Linked DNA regions of Homo sapiens: all the other regions are linked to region 1. Evidence: chromatin loops called from intact Hi-C (ENCODE). Cell type or tissue: IMR-90. All regions are shown on one strand.

Region 1 (2,500 bases):
ATCGAGATGTGAATTTTCCAGTAAAAGAGACACTAAACTGTCATTTCTTTAAAGGTTTCACACACTCAAGGGGCATTCAGTGCTTACTGTCTACTAAAGACAAAGTCACTGCCAACAAAGCCCAATTCAATTTCACTTATTTGAAAAATAAAAACATAATGAAGTTATCAGGAGATATTGTTTATGAAACATTCCTTTACTAAGTTTTCCATACGAGCAATTAGTGGCATTAGGCCATATGCCCTTTAGTATTTTCTGTATTTTCCAGGTAAACCTCCGTCCAGCATTTTCGAGGTAAACCTCCATCCAGCTTGTACATTTCCCAACAGCTGAGTGGGCTATCACACATCACCCAATGGTCAAGAAACTATCCATTTTTCCAAGAGGAAATGTGGAACTCTTTCAAAGCATTCTAATTTCATGCACAAGTACATTCCATGACAGTAAGAAACAAAAGGAGGAAACATGACGACAAAGCCTGGTCCTCCGCCAGCGCGGCGCTTCTAGGGTCAGATTATCCGCACACGAGTATGTAAAGACAAAATCCAAAATGCATGCCATGGAATGAGGGGCACCACACAAGGCGGTGCTCTAATGAGCCCATTATTTTCCATAATGGGGGATGCAGATATTTTCTCAAAATCGTGTTCTCCTCAGTCTTCTATTGATTTTTTGGATTTCTATTTTCAACAGTGGCCCGAGGAAACGGCAGCCAGACTTGACTCCAATGTACACACAGACTCAGGTTTCGCCCCGTCACCTGTTGGCTCCTGAACAACACTCCTCTTTGTGAAACTTACAGCACCCATTTGAAACAAGTTTCCAGAGAAAACACTTCAAGAAAGTGTTTGAGAAGTCACAAGACTCGAGTTGTAAAAACAAATTCCACACATAGCCTGGCTTATAAGGACACAGACTAACGGGAAAGGCCGAGCTTTTAAAAATGGGGCTGGAGGAAGCGAGAAGGAAAGGATGTCACCGTACTTTGGGAAAACTCAGCCGGCCAATTCTTGATGGGGCTGCCAGTGATGGCTGCAGGGGGTCCCCTGGGTCGTCCCCATCCCCGCCGCCGCAGCAGCAGAGACGCCTCAGAGCGGGCGTCGGCGCCCCCTGGGCCCCGCAAACTCTGCGCTCCAGGCGGCGGCCGCTGCTTAGGCCGCGAGGGGGCGCCCTGGGCCGTGGGTCGACCGGCTCCAGCCCCTCTCTGCGTCCCCGGCCCCAGGAGCCAGAGGCCGAGCTCAGGACGCAGAGGCAGCGAGCGAACCCCTCCTCGGCGCCGACGCGAAGCCCCGAGAGAACAGTGCCCCTTGTCCTCCAGCATAGAACAGTCGCCTTCGAATTCCCCGTTACCCTCCTCCAGCAGAAAGCCTCGCGCCGCTCTTGGCGCCGTGTCACCTCCACGGAGCAGCACTCGCCCTGCGGCTGGACGGTGGGGCCGAGCAGCCACGGGTCCCCACGTCTGTCCCTCAGCTTCCAACGAGAAGCCCCTCGCCGGCGCGCACCCTGCAGCCCTCCCGCGTTCAGTCCCCGCCGCCGGCTGCCATCCAGCCCTGGGACCCAGACAGCGGCTCCCACCTGCGGCCCGGACAGCGGCCGAGCGCGGCCTGCAGCCCCTCGCGGCGCCGGCCCCTGAGCCCTCGGCGCGCACTAGCCGCCCGCCCGCTCTGCGTCTGAAGGAGGCTGGCGGCCCGGAGCGGGAGCGGAGGACTCCCGAAGGAACAGAGGGCTGGGTGCCCTACGAGTCACCCGCACCCACTCATTTCCGGAGGAGACCCCAGCAGGGTGGGGCAGCAAGCACCGGGTCCCCACTACATTGCAGCGGACCGCGCCCCCGGGTCGCGTCCCGGTGCTGGCCCCGCCTGGCGGGCGAGGGGTCGCCCCCGCCCCGCCGTGACGCACTTTCCCCCCCGGCCGGTCCCCGCCGAGCTCCCTGGCGGCGCAGCGCGGCGATCCTCACCCGCTGCAGCCCCTCAGCAGCCGTGAGGCATCCCACAAAAGGTCCTCCAGCTCCGCAGAGACCCTCGGTCCCTGCCGGCGTGACGGACTCTGCTCCCCCGGGTTGGAGTCACCTCGTCCAGGCCACTGCATCCCCCAAGCCCCAGCTCCGCGTCCTTCCAGGATCCTCCTCTGCGGGGAGAAAAACTCGTCTCCGCTCAGCGCCGGGAGCCCGCCTGGGGCCGGCGATCTTCAAAAGTAATCAGAGCCCGCAGTAAAAAAAAAAAAAAAAAAAAAAAAAAAAAAAAAAAAAGTAACCATTTCGTTTCCTGCCGATCCCGCCCTTCGATCCCAGCCGGACCCAGCTCCCCGCTCCCGCCCGCGGGCGGCGCCTGCCCAGCCTGCTCCCGCCGCCGCCCGCTTTCCAGGAACTGTCACTGCTGACCGTGCCCCTGGCCGATCTCCACGAGGTCCCGCGCGCACAATTCCTCGAAAAGTTACCCACCCCCTTGGCCAGCCTAGCGGCTCGAGCACCTACCGCCGCCCGCCCGCTCCATTCTCCCGA
Region 2 (2,500 bases), 86 kb after region 1:
CTAAAGAAAGTAAATTAACATATAAATCATCCTTGAGATCTGCCTAGAATTTGCTAATATATATAGCCTCATTTTCACTATGCTTTGAAAAATAGGGAACACTTTTTGCATTATTTTATTTTACATATGTATTTTTTGAGATGGGGTCTGGCTCTATTGCCCAGGCTGGAGCACAGTGGCCTGATCTCAGCTCACTGCAGCCTCTGCCTTTCAGGCTTAAGTCATCCTCCCACCTCAGCCTCCCAAGTAGCTGGGACCACAGGTGCATGCCACCACACCTGGCTAATTTTTGTATTTTCTTGTAGAGACTGGGTTTTACCATGTTGCCTAGGCTAGTCTCAAACTCCTGAGCTCAAGTGACCCTCCCACTTGGCTTCCCAAAGTATTGGGAGTATGGGCGTGAGCCACCATGCCCAGCCCGCATTATTTTAAATAACAAAAATCTCATGGTGTAAATACTAACTGAGCAACATGAGAAAGCACATAGGGTAAGGTGGCAAATACGCTTGATGAATAAAATGAAATGACTGTAAGCAGTATTTTCAAAAAGTTCATCTCAGATCAGCAAGGCAATTTTATTCTATTATGTACATCTTAAAAACTATCATAATTCAGAAGAAATATATCTTTTAATTGAATTTGTTTTTATAGATTTAGGGGGTACAGGTGCAGATTTCTTACAGGCATATATTGCATGATGGCGAAGTCTAGTCTTTTAGTGTAGCCATCACCTGAACAGTGAACATTGTACTCAATAGGTAATTTCTCATTCTTCAACCCTCTTCTACCCTCCCATCTTTTGTAGTCCCTGGTGTCTACTGAAATATGTTTTTTGATAGAAAAATGATAAGCAGAAACAAAAAAAAATCCATAATCCATAGTCCCATCTCTCAGAGAGCAACACTGACATACCAATACACAGTGAAGGCATACTATTTTCCATAAAAGAATGATCACACCATACATACTAGTCTATAATCTGCCTTTTCCACTTAAATATGTCCTGAATATCCTTTCATACTACTTTATCTCTACATCTTTATTTTTTGACAGCTGCATAATTTTTCACTTAATGGATATACCATCATTTTTCCCTAGCTGTTACATCCTGAAACAAGCTCTCTGATGGCATCTTAAAATGTAAAGTTAAAACAGGTATTAAAATAACTCAGTAATTAATTTAGCAATGGACCTTTAAAGTATATATGGAATCATTTTACATTTAAAAACAAAATTCGATAATGTGACATTAAAGTACATAATGCCCGTAGAGTTGCAATTTTTATGATGCAGAGCTCAAGCCTAAATTCATTCAGAACAGACATGACTGCTTTTAAGTAATGCATTTCTTTTAAGAGGAAATGTCATTTCAAGTTTGTTGAAGACTGCCATCTAGTGCCTCCTTTCTTCCTGTTGGATGTGGGAAGATTTCTGTGAGCAAGTCGGTTTAAGCATATTCTATATTTAACTATCTGGACTCATTAACTCAGGTTTTTATATACCAGTAATCTTTTTCAGCTTGTATGTCATTCTTATGGTGCCAGCTGTGGCGATAAGGAAATCGATTGTACTGTTTCAGCTGTCTTAGAGAAAAAGTGAGGCACAGACTTAAAGAAGTAGTCATTTATCTTCCTTTGCTGACCTATGCAATTAAACATGACCCTCAAAACAAGACCAATTAACTCCTTTGTGGTGACATAATCTCTGGAACAGATGCATCAATAATGGCAACATATCACTTCACCAGTCTTCATGTTTAAGATGAGCATTGTGGCATTGGGAAATTCTGCTCGGGATGGTAAAGCTGAAAGATTGTGTCATCAGCTAAACAGCACAGACTCTGAAATGAAAGATCTGCAGAGGACACCTGCTATTGACTAGATAGTCACTAAGTGACCCCCGGCACTTCTTTGTGAATCAATTCGAAATCAATGTCCCAGCGTGATGTTAGGTGGCACTGTGCTAATGGACAAGTAAACTTTCAAGAAAAGCAAGGCAAAGCCTTATAGGCTCATTAGCCAATCTGAATTGGAATAGTGCATGACACCTGAGCGGTTATGACCGCCTACCTGAATTACCCTAGATGTTTCAATTAGATATAGCTCCCTTCCTTGAGTCAAAAATTATTTAAGTTTCACTGTGCACTGTTAAACAATTGTCATACTCCATGCTTAAGTAACTACCTTCCAAATGGAGTATGAAGTAATTTTGTGATAAAATTCACAGGAGTCCTGAAGTATGAAAGCAGCTGAACTGGTTTTAGATAAAATTCCATCTGGCAGCTCAACTGATCAAGGCATTTGTTTGATTTCAACAGCTCACAGAATTATGATTAGGCAATTTTGAATGGCACCCATATTTCTCTTTCTAGAAAACACCTAGTTTATTCATAAGTAAAAAAAATCCTTTAGGAAAGTTCTTTCATATCCACTTCAGTGGATTTCCAAATTCAAATGTGCCTCTTAAAAGTAAAAATTCCTGGGCTGGGCACAGTGGGCTC
Region 3 (2,500 bases), 800 kb after region 1:
TAAAAACATTAAAACATTAGAAAAAGCAAAAGTTAAAACTTGTTCTCCAGCTCTGAATACTTGTGAAGAAGATTATAATGAACAATCCCTTATCTTTCAGAAAAAAAAAGAAAAAAGTCTGATTTCTTTCTTTGCTTTGAAGCTTCTGATTATTTCTGGCTGTTTGCCTCACATTTTGATCTTTGGATAAAGATGCTGTCCCCAGGGCTCCTTTCCTTCTGAGGTCAACTAAGAAAATCTTTCTGAAGGCTTTTACTGGGATTTTATATTTAACACCTGGCTGCTGAAAAATTTCAGGAAATTCAGTTGCAAAGCTCTAGGATCCTCCGCAGGAAAATGTTTTAGATATGCAATGGAGTGGTGCTGGGGGCAAAAAATGGCAGCAGTGGCAAGGACTCAGGGCAGGCCCTGTCCCTTGGCTCCCTCCTGGCCTGTAGCAACACAGTGTTTGCAAGCTCAACCTCCCCTACACACAGACAGTTCAGTGGGCTGGTTCATGGGAGGTCACTAGGAGGTACTTTGGGACAGGAACAGACTTTTCGTTGGAACTGAGTTGAGACCATTCCCTTCTTTTCCGTTATAAATTTTGTCAATTTTGATTATATATTATAGGTCAGAGGACATCATTCTTTTCAAGTCAAAATTTAGCTTCTGTGAAATTTTGATTGTAAAAGAGTTTTTCTCCTTTTCTTTTCAAATAGTATTATTTTTAAATGGTTGTTTATTTTAGATTGAATTAAATCAAGCCTAGCAGAAAATGATTTTTATGTCTGCTCTTATTTTAATGTGGTTGCTCAAATACCTTTAAAGCAATTTATATAGTAATCTTCCAAAAGTTTCTTTTCCTGTTTGTTTTTACTTATAAAAAATAGTATGTGTGTGTCAATGTTTTATATTAATTTTACATTTTTTGCAATCCTTTGAAAAAATCATTTTCCTCCAATCAATCCTTTACAGCTGAAAAATGTATGCACAATTAGATATGAAATACATGACTGCCCTCTCTTGTCCACCTCAAAGTAAAACAGTTTTAGTAATCAAATATTTTCTTTCTGTAGTGGTAGGATATTAAATTAGCCATATTTAATAATATAAGCTAAATTATTTGTCTTCTCTTTTTGATAATATGATGTGTAAATACATGATATATTTCATTAAGAAGACAAGAACTTATTGGAAGAAAATAATTTTAAAGTGAGTACAATTTCCTTCATAGTCTTTGTAATACAACACTGTTACAAGCTTCAATTGTGGGGAGGGGCAGATCTCAGGGGGTACATTGAGTTCAAGTAAGCCTGGCTTTTAAAATAAGTTTCATTTTCCTTTTGAAAAGGTAACTGAAATGATTGCACTGGAAGGAAGTTCTATGTTCCCAGAGTTAAATCTGTCCACAGTAATATTCTGATTTTCATTGTTCTTGCACAAATTGAGAAAAAGCAACACAAACATGCCTGTTTGTTGGAGCCAGTAATTTCTCATATTGCTGCTCTATAATGGAGATGCACAAAAGAGCATACTATGGTATTATTAATTAATTTTCCATTTCTATAACACTAGCTATCTTCCTCCAGAGGTTATTGAATCAGACAAAATGTACATAAGTCTTTGTGCTTGATATGAAAGGCCAACTATGGGTGGAAATTTCAGGATAAAAAGATCTTAGATCAGAAGAAACTAAATGAACAGGGCTAACATTCATCCCATATTCATGAGGATAATGACGAATGCCCTGCCATGATTTTAGGAATCATATGCCACTTCAATTGCATTTCTTTGAGAGTTCCAAGTAAGAAAGCATTAGGCCCTGTGAAGATGCTTCCTAGAATCTCCAGTGAGGCAGTTTCCACCATAAATCCTTCACATCCTATGAAAAATGTTTCCTTAAAGCATGAAGGAAAGTTATATTTATTAGAAGGATTTTACAAAAGAGCAGCTACAGGTTTAAATCTAAGAATACACATGCCCCCTGTGCTCCCATCCCCCACCCCACCAGTGTTTCATATTCTTGTCAAATGTGCTGGTTGCCAAATGAGAAATCTTAGTGTTACTACCACTGCACATGTGGTGATGACTTGCACCAAGTCATAGAAGTACTACTAAGGATCCAGTCTGTCCACACAGGACAGAGAGAGTCCCTCAGTGGTTGGCTGTGGCTGTTTGCAGTCTAGAGCCACATGTTCAAAGATGGCCTAATGTTCTGAGATATGCTGTTAGTAATGTTATTTGAATGCTTTCAATATTATATTTCAATATTATATTTCACAGGTTAAGTGTTAACTAGATTATCTGTTACTAGAGGTGCCACTCATCTGCTATTGTGCTTTTATCAGGAAAATTCATAGAGTAGCTAGCATCCTCTTCACAACCACCCTGTCAGGTAGAAAATATTACCATCTTCATTTTACACAGAGTGGTTAAGTAATTTCACCAGTATTACATGGCTAAATGCACTAGTTGAGGTTATAATTTGAACTCAGGCTGTCCAGCTCCAGACACTGCC

What was found. Hi-C counts contacts between places; a loop is a spot of excess contacts. Peaks named below come from ENCODE experiments on the same cell type or tissue, not always from the same donor. Only the 100,000 strongest peaks of a DNase experiment are listed, where the experiment ranks them.
Region 2: it touches region 1 in a loop (8-fold over the local background); 82 of 110 quality-filtered maps call a loop at or near these places.
Region 3: it touches region 1 in a loop (10-fold over the local background); 42 of 110 quality-filtered maps call a loop at or near these places.

The regions. Positions count from the first base shown.
Region 1 is chr12:42,481,801-42,484,300 of GRCh38, forward strand. All of the region lies in intron 1 of PRICKLE1 (prickle planar cell polarity protein 1), which reads right to left. Among named protein-coding and RNA genes, the nearest start is that of PRICKLE1, 110 kb to the right of the region's middle. RefSeq lists enhancers at 1-88, 1,303-1,422, 2,139-2,500 and silencers at 1,113-1,182, 1,573-1,622, 1,693-1,952. In IMR-90, a CTCF peak has its summit at 1,161 (motif pointing right); a DNase peak (open chromatin) is centred at 1,211; H3K4me3 peaks cover 2,500 bases; H3K27ac peaks cover 2,132 bases.
Region 2 is chr12:42,568,056-42,570,555 of GRCh38, forward strand. The region is part of intron 1 of PRICKLE1 (prickle planar cell polarity protein 1); the gene reads right to left. Among named protein-coding and RNA genes, the nearest start is that of PRICKLE1, 20 kb to the right of the region's middle. In IMR-90, a CTCF peak has its summit at 1,392 (motif pointing left); a DNase peak (open chromatin) is centred at 1,396.
Region 3 is chr12:43,281,325-43,283,824 of GRCh38, forward strand. No RefSeq gene overlaps it. Among named protein-coding and RNA genes, the nearest start is that of LINC02461, 130 kb to the left of the region's middle. In IMR-90, a CTCF peak has its summit at 991 (motif pointing left); a DNase peak (open chromatin) is centred at 977.